Linked DNA regions of Homo sapiens: region 2 is linked to region 1. A link is a loop called in an ENCODE intact Hi-C map of the cell type or tissue named here. Cell type or tissue: GM12878. All regions are shown on one strand.

The links. Hi-C counts contacts between places; a loop is a spot of excess contacts. Peaks named below come from ENCODE experiments on the same cell type or tissue, not always from the same donor. Only the 100,000 strongest peaks of a DNase experiment are listed, where the experiment ranks them.
Region 2: a loop joins it to region 1, with 4 times the contacts of the local background. A loop is called at or near these places in 8 of 110 quality-filtered maps.

Annotation. Positions count from the first base shown.
Region 1 is chr14:29,219,797-29,227,796 of GRCh38, reverse strand. All of the region lies in intron 6 of LOC102724934 (a long non-coding RNA gene), which reads left to right. Among named protein-coding and RNA genes, the nearest start is that of LINC02326, 160 kb to the right of the region's middle. In GM12878, a CTCF peak has its summit at 4,936; no DNase peak of the experiment used is centred here.
Region 2 is chr14:28,771,059-28,779,058 of GRCh38, reverse strand. It overlaps LINC01551 (long intergenic non-protein coding RNA 1551), which reads right to left and starts at 6,355. Exons shown (of 3, transcript NR_026731.1): 1 at 6,204-6,355; 2 at 5,626-5,699. RefSeq lists an enhancer at 4,269-4,768. In GM12878, a CTCF peak has its summit at 4,476; no DNase peak of the experiment used is centred here.

The DNA of each region.
Region 1 (8,000 bases):
AAACTGTGGAAGTCAAAATGAAAGGAACTGTTTGGGGTAACATCATTGAACTTTTTTTTCCCTCTCCTGGACACTGTATGTTTCCCTTGAGCTGATTTCAATATATGTACTATAAAATTGAAACCCATGTCATTTTGTGAGGCTTTGTTACTAATAATAATAATTATAATCATATGCAACACATTTGAACCTCTTCTATATGTTACATATGTTACATATGAACACTAGTTCATTTTATCTTCAAAACTTAAAAGTTGTCCTATTGTGACTTCATTCCCATTGCTGGGAAGTAAATCATGTGCCTGCATCATCATGTGGCATTTCCAATGTCAACACTAAATGGTTAATTTCTAAGGGCTGAAATTTAGAGAAGGAACAGAGTAGAGTTCTGAGTATGAACCTGGGATTTAGGCATATTTATGCAGGAATCTCTAAGCCACTACTTGACCTATAGCAACTCCCTTAGCCTTCCTATGCCTCAACTACCTCATTTGAGAAACAGACAGAAAAATATCTTGCAGGGGCTGGGCGCGGTGGCACAGGCCTGTAATCCCAGCACTTTGGGAGGCGGGTGGATCACGAGGTCAAGAGATCGAGACAATCCTGGCCAACGTGGTGAAACCCTGTGTCTACTAAAAATATAAAAATTAGCTGGGTATGGTGGCGCAAGCCTGTAGTCTCAGCTACTCAGGAGGCTGAGGCAGGAGAATCACTTGAACCTGGGAGGAGGAGGTTGCAGTGAGCCAAGATCGTGCCACTACACTCCAGCTTGGTGACAAAGTGAGACTCCATCTAAAAAGCAAACAAACAAACTATATATGTACTTGCAGGGTTTCTGAGAGAATATAATGAGATAATGTCCTAAAAGCACTTAGCATTGTGTCTGTCATGGGTTAAGTATTGAATATACAAAATCTATTGTTAACATTAACAAAATATAATGGCACAAAATGGCAGAATTCCATGAAATTCTATTATGTTTTATCCTAATCCTTTTTATACTTATTAATCTTTTTGTTCATGGGGATTACCTGCCAGGAGGAATGAAACTGATAGCTTGAAAGGAAGTCAGACCCTTCAGGGTGGCCAAGATCAAAACTGGAATACAATCAGATGTTAGGAAATTAGCATATAGATATGTCGGAGTTTCCAAGCTGCCACTTCAGAGTGTAACACTTCCCCAATGAGAGTAGTGTAATTGATCAGACAAGAGTTTTATTATATTTTCTTTTGTTTTCTTCTGTTATTTTCTGTTTTTTTCTTATTTGTACGTGGCAATATCCTCACTCTCAATGTGAAGACCTCCATTTGGAAAGTGGCTGGAGTTCCTTTCTACAGATCCTATCATGCATTTTAGATTTACAGAAGTTTTCTTCTTTCTCTCTCCCAAGATCTATATTTGCAGATTATCTACAAACTATTTTAAGAGTTATTAATATCATTTTGCATGTCTTTCAGGAAGGATTTGAGTAGGCATAAGGGTATTTTTTTGTTACTAGGACTTTAATCTTTTTCTCTTTTCCTTATTATAAAGATTATTGAAAAACAGCAGAGCTAAGCTTTAAATAGGATTTGAATACATCTTTGAAAGCTAATACTTTATATTGTGCTAAATGATAGTGCTCTTTAAAATTGACTGTGTTGTGTTGTAAATAAGGTTAAAATGACAAAGAATCAAGTGTCTTAGGAATTGCAGAGTCTTGTTACATTAATCTCAGGTCAGATACGATTTTATGAGAGAGCATAATAGTTTAATGGGCATTTGTCAATTTAAATTAAATTATAACTTTCGAGACAGTAACTTGCAAACTTAAAACAGTCATATGATATTATGAATTACATCTTATGCACATTAAGAGATCTTAAAGCAAGGAAACCAAAGATAGAAAATATTGGTTCACATTTCAAACCACAATAAGTGTGAATATAGCCTCAATTTAATAAAAATGTATAATGCAACTTTCCTTGGGTTAAATGTCTTACAATTGCTCTTGGAATGGGCACTTGTTTTCCCATTATTGGCCATTTTAATTGACTTACACACTAGTTTTCTCATTTAAGATCACTTTATAGTATTGGTTACTCTTCATCTGAGGGATATGTTCTACTCCTGCCTGGTCCAACAACACAACAATTTACATATTTCTGAACTTGATCTGAAAACTGATTTAAAAATCTATATGGAAAATCCAATTTTCCTGAAAATATATACACACAAGTATGCTCAGAGGTGGCTAAAATAAAATAAATTTCATTTTAGGAGCCAGGAAGGAAGCCGAGACAAGAAAGTGAGGATTCTGAAATAAATGGGTACTTGCCCTGACCAGGATTGAAACCCACCTCTCCCAAGAGAATATTAGAAGAGGGCATGGAAGACAAGCATTGGAAAAGTAGAATGTTTGTGCTTTTCTTTCTAGTGGACTGCATTAAATATTCAGCAATAGAGGGGATCAGTTTACATTACTCTTCTTGTTTCTCATGTATCAACTGACAGGTGCTGTAAACATACATAGACAAACATGGTCCTGTGCTTGCAATGCTCCCCTGACCAAGGGAAGACAGGCTTTAATCTCCTAAACTGATCATACTGAGGCCTCAGCAGACACACTATGCTCAGATTGGAGAGAAAGCTTGCCTTTCAAATTTGATTCTCAAGAAAATCCATTCAAAGACATGGTTTCATTCCAGCAACATGTTACTAAGGTAGAACAATCTTGTTTTGATTCTGGAGACTCGACTGAATGCCTCACTCGTGCTTTTGAAATAATAGTAGCAGAACAAACCTCGTTTTCTGAGCACCTCACTTTACTCGTGGCAAACCACCAATCCGCATCTCTTATTTCGCTGAGGGTAGATTCACAGCAATCAGGGAGAAAGAACTGGCCTTGGCATTGAGATCAGAACCAGTATTTAAAACATTTATTCATTCGTGTTTTAGAGATGTCATGGTAAATAAATTATGACTGTTTACACTGAAGACTAAGAGTCTCCTTTTTCTACACTATAGGCAGCGATTTGGCTGAGATTGTATCATTCTGTGATACTATCACACACTACCTTTTTTCTCACTTGAATTGTACTTTTGGCTGTCATTTGCGCTTTTGAATAAAGGTTTACATTAGTGGAAGATATCATAATAGCATATCTCCTTTTCCTGAGTTGATATACAAATCAAAAAGAAAGGATAAGGCCAAGACTCCCTTTGTCCTTGGAAAAGTATGCCATCTGCATTGAGCTTATCATATTCAGCTGAGAACAAAATTCTAGCATAAGGATGTCGTTAATACAACCCTGAAGTTAAACTGTAAATTCAAAGTACTTTAAATGCCTTATAATAGTCAAAGCCAGTAAAATCGACCCTGTATATTTTTATTTCATCTCTGTTGGATCATATGATATTTAATAATTGGTTCTGGCACCTCGTTGCAAATTATTATAACTTTGAGATTCAACAGTCCTATTGAACATATGGGCAGCACAGGCTTAGAACATATATATGATACAGCCTCTCGAGAGGACCTTCTGTCTTGTTTTCCTTAGCTTGGAAGGGTCAGGTAAATTTTGTTGTGTCGTCATGTGCTAAGATTCCTCAATATCTGTTTTGCGGGGTAAATGCTTAATGGAACTGATTTATCCCCCCTAACTGTGAACAGTTCCTCTGCAAAGCCAAAAGAGAAATTCATGCATCTGGGATGCAGTTTTACTGGGCTCTTACTAAAGCAGTTATAAAGCTATTCCAGCATCAGTGCACAAGCATTCATCAACCCAGAATAGGTTCTATTACTTAGTGCCATATTGTATCCTGGTTTAGCTGCAAACTACAAGAGTTTCTGGAGTCAGGAGACCTTCCCATGCTATTGAAAGTGTATGATTATTCTTCACTAATCCTGGAGAAGATGGAAAGTTGGAGATAAAATACAGTTGACCCCAAGAAACCTTTTATATAGTTAGACAGTTTCCCATCAACATTTTTTTCAGTTCTATTCACAATAACACCCCGAGACAATATTAGGAAAAGCATTTCCACACCACAGCCCATTAAGCTTTTATTTTCAATGTCCCTGCTGCTTTTCCTCAATATCTAGACTGTGTGCCTTGATTTGCTCTTGTATTATTTCACATTAATTGCTATATTGTTTATTGCCACATTCAAACATACCATAATATAGTCACAGTGGCCATAATTACATAGTAAGCTGTCCTTAAAAAGAGATGTCAAGATGGATAGTGGTGGGTGGGGTAGGCAGAAGGTTATGATTTATACATTATGTTGACATTGTGGAATAGAGCTGGTTCAATTTCTTTTGATTTCACTATAATGCCTAATACTAATCTCTCTTTGTCTGTCATATAATTAGTCATTACTAAGACTACTACGCTAAAAAGTTCACAGGGTAGGAAGCAATGGTCAAAGACATTTTTCAAGCACATATTTTTCTGTTGCTCCTGCAATATTACAGTTTTTAAAATGGCATATTGGTGGATGAGAAATAACCATATGCAACGTCTATAATTCTAACTCATTATAAAAATAAATATCCTATTTTATTTAAGAACTCTTTTGGACAAAAGTACTTTTTATACTTATGCTTGTACTGATATTTATTTGTTCTAAATATGCATGAAAGGTATTTTGATGCTCTGGAATGTGATTTTCCCCCTTCTTTGTTGTGGTTGCAAAAATCCACCTCTCAGTGAACCATCCTACCCTCTTAGGACAAACTGATGTTGGAAATCTTCTTCACGATTAGGTTGTCACTTAGCCAAGACAAATACCAGGAATCATCCTAATCTTGGTGAACAGCAATTCAGTCACACTTGACCCTGGCTGATGATCATAAAGCTGAGGTCCCGTTCATATCGCAGACTTGGAAATATCTTTTACTACTGCCGATTTGCTTCGTATCACGGACTGCTTGCTTGGCATCACGTAAGCCAGTAGGTGGAGTGCTTGTTAACAGTAATTGAATATACAGAACTTGAACTTAAAATAAGTGAAAGCCACTTTTCTTGTTATAAACTGCTAAAACCATATTTACACAAAACTCTTTCTATGGATGTAATTAGTTGAAAAAAAATGTTACAAGGGCAGGGTTGAGATGAATGCAGGCCTATAGTTACATGGGAGAACACAGAGGCAAATTGTGCTCCAGAAGATCAACACATCATATGGAATAAACCTTATGTAAAAGGACACTTTCTCAAACATTCAACTGAATTTGATTTGGTAAATAGACCTTAGTCCCTCTTTTTTAAAATTTAGGATTTAAGCTGTTCAAAGGATAAACTAGCTTTGATGAGCTGCACATGAAAAAGTTTGTGAGATGGAAGATTAATTACATACATGTTGATAGCAATAGTAAATTCAGCACCTTTGGAATGAAAAGTTGCAAGAGGTACCTCCAAAATAAAGTGTAACTTTCCCATAAGAGTGCCTTGTTTTCCTCCAAAAGAAGATTTTCAAATGTATTTAAAAGCTGCAGCTTGAGGCTTGCTAACTACATCACTCTAAATCTATCTATATCACACCTAAAGATGTTAAAGCAACATTTAGAACTCCAAGGAGAAAACAAGCAACAGAATTTAGAAAGCAGGAACCACATGGAAATAAGAAAATCTTCAGTCGTTTTTTAAGAATGTGAGTTATATGATGTGAAGTAGATGAAAATGCAAGAGTTTAAAAAAGAATCTCTTGTTCCATATCAGGATACTTACAGATCTGAATCCATGGCATGCAAGTACTGAAGATATGTGTGGTTTAGAAATACCACTGCATCTATAAGGGCTTCAGAGCAAATAATTGCACAGTATACAATGACAAACACTACTAAAATAGTGACAATTTCCCCTTTAACTTTTTAATTACAAAAAATGGTGAACTCTTTTAAAAATATTTTTTGCCAAGACAGTGTTGATATTTTTTTCTAATTGTGCCATCATGTTCTCAGCTCTTTCTAAATTTTGGGTAGATTTGTGTTTCAAATATGCGACTTTTTTCACTTTGGGTTAGAAGTATAGGAACAGAGAAGAAGAGTGGGCACTGTTAAACTGAATTAATCAGCCACATCTTTATATGATAAATAACTCCTTGAAGCACTCGATAGCTTTACTCAAACCATCTCTGCCTTTTCAAGCAACATCAATAACAAATCTGATCCTCCCTCAGGCCACAAAAAGGATGAAAGAATAGTTATTGCTAATTTAAAATAATAAAATGTTATATTTTCTATTTCTTACCTGAAGAAAAAAGTATGTTCATTTCCATGAAGGACCTTAAAACAAATCAAGGAATTTGACCAGTAGATAAAAGTGGTAAACTATGCCCAGAACAGAATTTAGCTTCTTTAGCCAAGAAAGAGCACTTTGGGAAATGTATTTATTGTTAACATTTTGAATTGGAGAAATAGTATAAATATTGGCATATTCTCATTCACAGGGCTAGCCTATGAAAGAATTGCAAATGAGTTCTATTAAGGAATGTTTGCCTTCATTCATATATTTCTATGTGCTCATGTATTTCTTTAGGTTCTGCAGGTATCGTTATTTATGTGCACACTTAGTATAATTCTGTTCGTCTCATTTGAAAAAAAAGTTCACTTTTTTTGCTAGTAGTCGTTCATTTTACTTTGTCGTGCTTGCTACAGTATGTTACTTTCCCATAGATATTGAACCATGTCATTCTCAGCCAATGTTCACCCCTTGATAGTGCGTAGGCAATAGACTTTACTGAGAAATAGAAAAGTGTTAGCCACCGATCCCACCAAGGTTATATTCTGTCTTAATAGAAGCTGTTGATAGATCCTGAGCAGCTCTACACTTACCGTGTTGACTTATAGAATGAAATTCTCTGCACACAAGCACAGCAAAATATTTTGGTGAAAAGTAATTATCAGAAACAGTGACACCAGTAAATTAGTTAAGTACATTTCAGCGTGAAGCTTGAGTTACCCCTGCCCATTCTTGTTCCAGACTCATCTGAAATCAGCAGTTCAGCTTAATGATGTCACAACATTTGCCAGGCTATGGGCACTGAAGGGAAGACACGGGACTGCTCCCATTGCATGAGATTCCCCTCCTCTCTATGCACAGACAGCCCATCTGTCTCACTCATACACGGAAACTGTTATCTTTGCAACATCATTCTATTATTATCATGGCTATTCTTTTAAATTGGTCCTTAACTTGAGATGGTGTTTTGGAAATCAGGTTTTCAAATTCCCCCAGATCTTGTTGGCCAATTTAAAATGTTGATAGTAAGATGCCCTGGAAGCAGCTTATCTCACTAAAGAGCTCAAATGCTATACATTTCCATTCACTCACTGGAGGGTAACCTTTTGTGAAATACAGATAGCCTACTTTTCTAAAAAATCCCCACAAAGAATTCAACCCCTCCCAACCTCTAATATTTTTCAAAGTGTGAATTGAAGAGGACTTAGAGACAGATGGGTCTGGATGATCAGGTTACCTGTTATAGCAGCACATCTGCCGGGGCAGTCAATCACTGTGATGGCTCTGACAGGTCGATGGAGCCTGAGCAAGAACAGCTAATGCAAACAGAAGAACGGCTGGGGAAGGGCAGACCTCCTGCCTGTCTCCTGGGTTTGACTGGTCTGAAAGCTGTACTTGAATTTGCTCTGGTTAAAAATCTGTCTGTCTATTGAGCAATGATCTTCGATGAAAGATTTGGGCTCCCAATTTTTTTAAAGCCAACATATTGAATACATACAATTGGGAATGATTCGATTAGCACTTTCAAGCTGTCAGTCAATATTTGGTCGTATTTGGGGGACGTGGTATAGAGTGTGGGGTGAATAAGATTAGAAAAAGAAGAGGTGAGAAATAGGTTCAAAACCACATTTTTCCCAAAAGTGTCAAAATGGAGAAATGCATAAAGCACTGGTTCTGAGATACTTAATATCTGGGAGCTCAGTACAATAAAAATTAGCATTTACTAGGACAAAGGCAATATAAGAATGTCAGGAAGCAAAACTAATTAAGTT
Region 2 (8,000 bases), 450 kb after region 1:
TGTATTTTTTTGTTATGATTTTAGATAATAGCCAAATAGGGTTCCTTTTCCATTACTTTCCTCCAAACTCTTTTCTTTGAAAGCACAAATGTGCAAACGACTTATACCTTTATTCTCTCACAGGCTAATATACAAACAACAAATATTTTCGTTAAATATTTGATAGAAAAAGCCCTTACAGGTCTACAAATTCCATCTTAGTACAAGACTAAATTACCAGTCCAGTTGTTTGGATACAAGTAACCTGACATCTGCCTTTAGTGAGCTATAAAGCAATATATAAAAGGAAGATTTTTACAACATTGATCAGCAGTGATATGTGAGCTATCAAGAAGAAATTATCCCTCAGACATTTTATATTTGTTCTGATTTCTTTCTCCTTATTCCTTTCTTCCAATTTGTTCTTTGAGAGAGACACGACTAATTCTCTGATTCTCCAAATGAGGTTTTGTTTGGCTCAGATTAATATTAAAGAAGATCACATACACGGTCGAAAAATATTGTTATTTTTCTTTAATGGGGAAAATTGGACTCCCGCGTGTCAGATCTGTGGATTTCCGAAAGGCAATGGAAATGGTACTGACATCACTTTGCACTTTAACAATCGGATTTGGTCAGGGTACAAGTTGTTTGTTTAACCCGACAGCTCGGTGCACCCCGTCGCACGCTTTGCACACTCATTAAAACGATTATTCACGACCTGTCGAGTGTTTTCGGGTTCATTCACAGGAAAGGCTTGGAACGAGGGACAGCAATTCAAGTCAACACTGTCCACTACCCCTATGCACGTGAGGACGAGTTGCTGCGTGCGTAAAAAGACGAAGGGAGGGGTGGGTGAGTACGCCTTAGCTATAAGTCCCGTTCATCCGATGCTCTGGAATCTCAATCTCGACAGAATGCCAAGAATGCTTGGTCCTACAAGGACCACGTCGTCGCTACGTTAACTTCAAGGGCTTGGCACAAGACAAAAAAAAAAAAAGGAAAATAAAATAAATAAACTCAAAACTCTCCCTCTGCTCCTCTTTTCAACCTTCTGCAAAACTTTTTAAGTCCCAGGACTCGCCCACCTTCTGTCTGCAGCCACCCGCGGGACTGAGCGGCTCCACCTCTTACAGCGCTGACGCTAAGGATAAGTAGTTTCAGGAAAACTCGCCAGGGTGAGAAGATTAATTCCTTTTCCATCTCCCAAGGCCCTATCGTTCTAAAAAAAAAAAAAATTGTTATATTCCTGCACGGACTGGGGGTGGTTGCTTGGCGCAAAAGATGAAGAATAGGGCTGTTAACAGTATTTGCTAAATGTATCCACACTGTTAACAAGGAAGAATTACTCCTCCAGACTTCAATAAAAGTCCTATAACATGAGCATTAAATAGCCCTCAATAAATTAGGTCACTTTTTTCTCTCAATTTTAAAGTTATCTTTCAATATATTGTAATGGTGATAAGAGAGGCACAGACATTAACGCATCTCGATATCCCACTGTTGCTCTGTGCTTATAAAAGGCACATTACGGGGTCTTTAGTTTTCCTATTTGTTCAAATGAATTCTGATATATAACATTCCTGTGAGATATTAGTTCAAGAGAAATGTCTATCTTTGTAAGTTATAATCACACATAATGCTAAATAATACAAAATATGAGTATATATATAAACTATATACTCAAGAACTCCAGATTGTCTCATTCAGCCTAAGCACCCCTGGCATAATTTAGAGTTAATAGATGTTTTAAAACACATGTCTATATTCAAATGATTGCTACTTGATTTTTCATAAACAGCATTAATAAACCCAATGGCCAGCTTATTGTTATGAGGGTAACTTCATCATGCCAATGGAAAAAGACAACCAAGCTCATTTAGCAGTTTCATTCTATTATATCTGACATCACAAAATCATCTTTTTCTATTTTATTGAAGCACATCAATACAATGTATGAAGAAAAGAATGGAAGTTTTCAAGCAGCATGAGGTTTTAATCAGAAACAGATTCCTAATTGCTAAAAAGCAAGTATGAATAAGTAATTTCATAATCTCCTTGGGTTGCCATAATTCACTATCAGGTTTACTTAAAATGGATCTGTCAAGTGTGTTTCGCTTCCTATATAAGCTCTTTCATTAAAAGCAACCTACGATAATAATCAAGAGGCAGATGCTGAAATATGTAAGTAAATAACTGAAAGTCTCTGCATAAATAAACACAAATCAATGTAGTAATAGACAACACTATTGATGTAGGAATGATCGATTTTAGTTTTCTAACCTGCAATCAGAGCTTGCAATGTATAATTAAAAGTATATTTTTCAACTCCACTAATACTACTACTACTGGAAAAAAAATTCTTTCTGCCAGTTCTACCTGAATGTACTTTATTCCTTCTAGTGTATTTCTGATGGGATGGGAGGAGTACTGTTTTTTCTGCAAAAGCTTTGCCAAACTTTAAAATGACATCATTAATTATATAAATTGTAAAAGTATCAAATAATAAAATTACCACCTAATTCTTGCTCTGAATTTTTCAACCTTTATCCCAGCCTCTAATTATTCATTCAGCACATTTTAATAGGAAAAACACACAATAGTGCTTATTATTTTTAAAGATCTTTTTCAACTACTGTAGTACATTTTGGTTTAAAGATTCTTTGGGCCTTTTGTTAAAAAAAAATAAGTTGTCATTTCCTCAGTACACTATGGAAGCTCTCACACTTATACTTGTATATGGAAGCACCATGAAGCAAGCAAGGAGAACAAAAACTGCATTGTTTCAATATTGTTTCATATAATGATTGCAAAACAAACTAGTATCTGACTCAAAGAAATAAATATACTTTGGATTTCTAGAAATTCACATCTGAAACAATGTTTTAGATTTTGCTAAAAGTTAAATTTTCTTTTTGAGAATATGTATCCCTGGAAGGCCGAATTGATTTAGATTAGCAAGCACCAGTATGTGATGAGTTTGAATATTTAGATTCTGGAGAGTAATGAAAATACAGTGCTCATATTTTTTCTTCATCAACAAAGATGCTTATTTACATTCATTCTTGAATCCAGGCTTCTCAAGCACAAGCCTTTAAAAGAATGTCTTCTTTATGAAATTCAGCTACTTTGAAAGGGATTTTTTCCTATGTGATATCACTGGCACACAAATATTGATTTTGATTGTCTTTATAATATTGTATCACAAAACACTCTCTCAGACTTCTCTCACATCCAGGGCCAAGAATTCAAGGGCAACCGAATCCAAAAGGAAAATATCATCAGTTATTATTTAGGGCTAATTTAACAGATAATTTAACTTCAAACAACAATGATCAGGTCATTAAATTTCAGAGCAATGAGAAAATGAAAGAACTGAGAGACAAGTCTCCATAACCCCATTACAGATTTTAGTCTTCGTGCTCAATCAACGGAATCAAAAACGTCTACGCAGGAAGATACGTTTTCACCTTAAACGCATTGATTCAAAGAATGAGACAATAGGAAGAGATGAGGAGGAATAAAGTTGAAAGCGAGGACTCCAGTTTCTGGGAGTGCCAGCGGAGTAGGCAAATTCAACCTAAGCCGAAAATGAACACCCAAATATGTTTGTTAATTAAACACTCCCTCTCTTTCCAACACGAATCTCAAATCTGTAAATGTCCAACATGCTTTCCTCCTAGCGGCTTTTCTGCAAGATAGGGAAGATAGGACCGAAGATAGGGAAAAAGATTACATGTGCTAAGCAACAGACCACGAAAAAAACATGGGGCATTTTATTTTCCCTCCCACCCTCACAAACATAATTTGTGAGTTATTTGTTATCATTTTAAATGCCTTTTCTGATCACAACACTTTCAGAATGTCTGCCTACCTCAAGGTTTGATAGAGGAGCTGGTGAAGGCGGTGTTGAATCATAGAAATTGAGTCTTACTTGCAGGGGAGGGCGGGTGAGGGGGGAGTCAGAAGTGGACCACCTCTATTCTGCATCGCCCTTCCTTCCCATCGCCTTTCCCAGACTGAAGATTACAGCCTGAAAATCTCCGCACTCGCGGGGTACTCTGCCCACCGGAGTCCCGGCCTCCCTCTGGCCAACAACCGGCGCCTTCAGTGCTCTGGGAATTCCCACCCCGAGGCTACCTGTTTTCCTGTGAGATCCCTGCACCTTGGACCACAGGCTTGGGCAGAGAGAAGCAAAATGGGGTAGAAAGCGAAGGGCGAGTGGGGTAACAAGTGGAGAGGAGAAGAGATGTCCATTACAGAGCAAATAATTTTATCTACTAGCTGAGAAGTGCTGAGATCTGAAACCGCACCGGGTAAACAAAAGGAAACAACTTTGGGAGGGGAAAAAAGGTTGGGGGGAGGTGGTGGCACACAGAAGATTAAGAAGAAAGGGAAAAGGTAGGGAAGCGCGCCAGCCAAGGTTCTGAAGTCACTTTTCTTGGCATCAGCCAATATGAGCTACCCAAACGTACAGCTCTGCTTGTCCTGGGCAAGAGCGCCCTCATGTTGCTGCTCCCTGCGCAGCGCCCGGCTTCACCCTCTGCGGGGATCGCCGCCGCAATGTCCCGAGAGCGCTTCTCCTCTCCTCCTCCGCCACCGCGCAGCCAGGGCGGCCCCAACTCAGCAGCTGAAGTTACTTCTCCACACCGGTTCAAAACCCGAGAAAACAACGCTGCCAGGTCCCTGCCACAACGACTTCAAGTCCCGCCATTATGCCACCTCTCCATCTTCACCCCGGAGTCCCTGAGGCGCCGGGAAAAGCTAATTAATAGGACACCGCGACGAGAGTCCCAAATTCGCTTCGGGCCGAGCCAACCTGTGTCTGGCGCGTGCTCTCAGCCACTCTGGGACAGAGAGGCTCTCGAGCGTACTACCGACGTCTCCTAAGTGTGCATTAAGAATCAATTATTTGCCTGAGATTTCCAAAGCCAGGAACTGGGATATTCCCAGCAGGGACAAAGTCAAGCCCAGAACGGTGTTCATTTCCCTAGTCTTTCGAAGAGACAGAAGAGAAGACTCCCACACGCACCCAGTGCCTCACCCGACCCGGAGCAGCCCGGCTAAATCCGACCGGGACCCTGGTGTGACCCAGGCCAAGGAGCTGGGGGCGGAGGGCCAGCTCTGGGGAAGGTTGGCTATGTTAGTGTGCAAATAGAGAAGGGCGATCCAAAGAAGAACTTTAGAGAGAAGCAGGTTCTTGGCTCTGGAGCAAAGAGCTTTAACTGAAATAAGGATAGCTAATAAACCTGTCTTTGAGCGTTAAGAACGTCCCGGAAGTTCCTGTAGCAACCATAAGACTCAGAAATCATATTTCCACGAAATGAATTAATTTACACTTTAGGACCTATTTCAGTCTCCCACTACCCCTTCTCCGTATAATTTTTTCTCGTTTTCTCTCCATGTTCCTTTGCCGTGTCTACATCCTTTTGACCTGGGGATTCACCGTGATTTCTGTCAACGTGGAAAAAAATTATGCATCCTTTCAGCTACGTCTGTTGGTAGCGAGCCTGCTAACATTTTCTAAGAAAAGATGAACACTTAAGGCCAGGACCCCAAAGTCAGGCGTTAAAACTCAGTCCAAAGCAGTCAGTTACACATATTCCCTACCCTACCCCTTCCCCTCTGAAAAGCACTTTCACTTACGGATCTTGCTGTAAGAGCCATTCCAGTCCTGATATCCTTTTCCTCGGCATCCTTCGGACAACCTCAGGCAGAGCCTTAGGTGGTGGGGAAAAACAAAAACAAAACACAGTAGAAATCGGGAGGGAGACAAGAGGCACAAAACATAACAATACATCATCTATTTGCCAGCCTGGAGCCCCCTTGGCCTACATCCTCAGGATAAGGTCCCTAGAACTGACCGCTAGGGTGGGGAATGGGTGCCTTTGGGAGCCAAAATCTGAGGTGGGTTATTTTAACTGCTAGTGATTGAGGGGAAAGGGCCCTGAAGGGAGAATAGAAAAGGGGAATGATTGGTATAGAGAAAAGAAATCTTAAAAAAAAAAAAAAAATGCACGCAAAAGAAAATCTAGCATGAAGTACTAACTGGGAAAGATCTCTAGCACCTTTTAACTCTTACAGGTAGGTAGCTCTTAGGAAGAATGCAGACGTGTGTGCCCAAAAGAGAGAATCTAGATGACCTCTATTCTTTCCATATCTCCAGGATCTGGACTTAAGTAGAAAAATAAAGAGGGGAGAATTTTAATTCAAGTTTCACCTACCCTGCTTGTTGGAATGGCTGCGCAGATTTTCATGCTGGAGAGTTCCATCTGTCTGGCAGAAGCTGAAGTGGTGTTGGGGGCAGGTTATCTGGTGAAGTAGGAATGTACAGGAACCCCGCCCTCTAGGCACAGTTACACAACCCCAGCAACCCATCTCAGCCAGTTCTAAAACCTCTAATGATCTTCACCTTCACCCTTTGTTAGTCTAATTCTCCAACAGGCTTTTAGTCTCAAACACAACCAACCACTTTAGCTGTTCATAAAATTAATTTCTCAAAACCAAAATTTTCCCAGTGCATGCAAATTCCTCAACAATGTTGTAGAAAATACACTTTTTAAAAAACTACACTTCTATAGACTTCTAAATATATTGAATTTATCCACGTATTTGGGTGAAATATGCACCAACTTAAATATATATTAAAATCAATACACTATGAGACTAAATTTTTGCCTCTCTGCCTTTGATTTTATGCAAGTCACATAAACTACATGAAGGCTTCCATGACCATAAGGATATTTGTATTAAACCTTGTTAGTTCTAGACTTCATGTTCACTTGGTTCCCAATTTTGTAACAGGCTGAAGAAACATATTTGAAATAATACTTTAACTCCTCTAGTTCAATTACATCATTTTCTCAGTGTTTTACATATTAATATTTTTTGTTAACTTTACAACAGACAAATTCAAGTAAAATACTTTAAACCTGGAAATAAACTTTAATTTGGGATTTCAAGTTTTAAGTTGTGATCAGTTTCAGTTCCAAAATTTCACAAAGGACAACCTTCATCTTATTAAAAACAATTATAATATGAAAGAAAATAATCCTCAAAAGTTTTGAAGTGTATTTCTGACATAAACTAATTTTAACGGTCAAAGTTGGAGACAACAAATAACACAACATTACAACCCGTTCGATGCAAAAATGTATTATATGCCATGCCAGACTGTCATGTGTTTTTTGAGAAGATAAGTTGAGGGATGATAAGATAGATCAAGGGAAATGAGATGTTCATATTGGGCTTCAGGAAGCCTTTACAAAGTTCTCTCTCCATATATCCACCTTCGTGTCTAGTACACCTAACAAACTTCTAGTCATATCCATTATATGTAATTTGGACATGGGTCCAAGCAGAACTCCCACTCCAATACTTCGTTTCTATGAATTCAAAGAAATCAGTTTTACTCTTGACTTCAAAGTATGATGTTTGCCATTAAAATTCTATTTATCTGTCACCCAAATAAACACTTATAAATACAAATAAGTATACTTATTTAATGTGGCCAAAAAAAATACTCATGCAGGAAAACTTTCTTCTATATCTATACCCCTTTACCTTAGCACAAGAGTTCAACTTTCTTTTTAACGTTTGGTAAGCAAAATTCTATGTTTCCCCTGTGATAATACATTCTTATTCCACAAATAAAATCCATGGCAAAAGCAAACAATAAATCATCACCTTTTTTTCAGCTTGGACACATGTCTCTCTTTGAGCTATTTTGGTTCAAAATGTGTAATGGGGATTTCCTTTGCATAAAACCATTCACTTGGACTTTATTACTATTTTTAATATCAGCCATAAATTTGACTTTTAACACAATAATTTTTTGTGAAATATTTTTATGCTTCATTCTGAAGAACTTAAATTTCAAGAAAATTTGGACCTCTGGTGAAACTGTTTTTATACTAAGAAAATAAAATCATGTCTAATTGCTTAAAGGAGATAATTAAACTAGCTGTCTTGGCTTATTTTTGTCCATTCCCCATTTGTGTATATTTGGTTCCAGCTCTTTT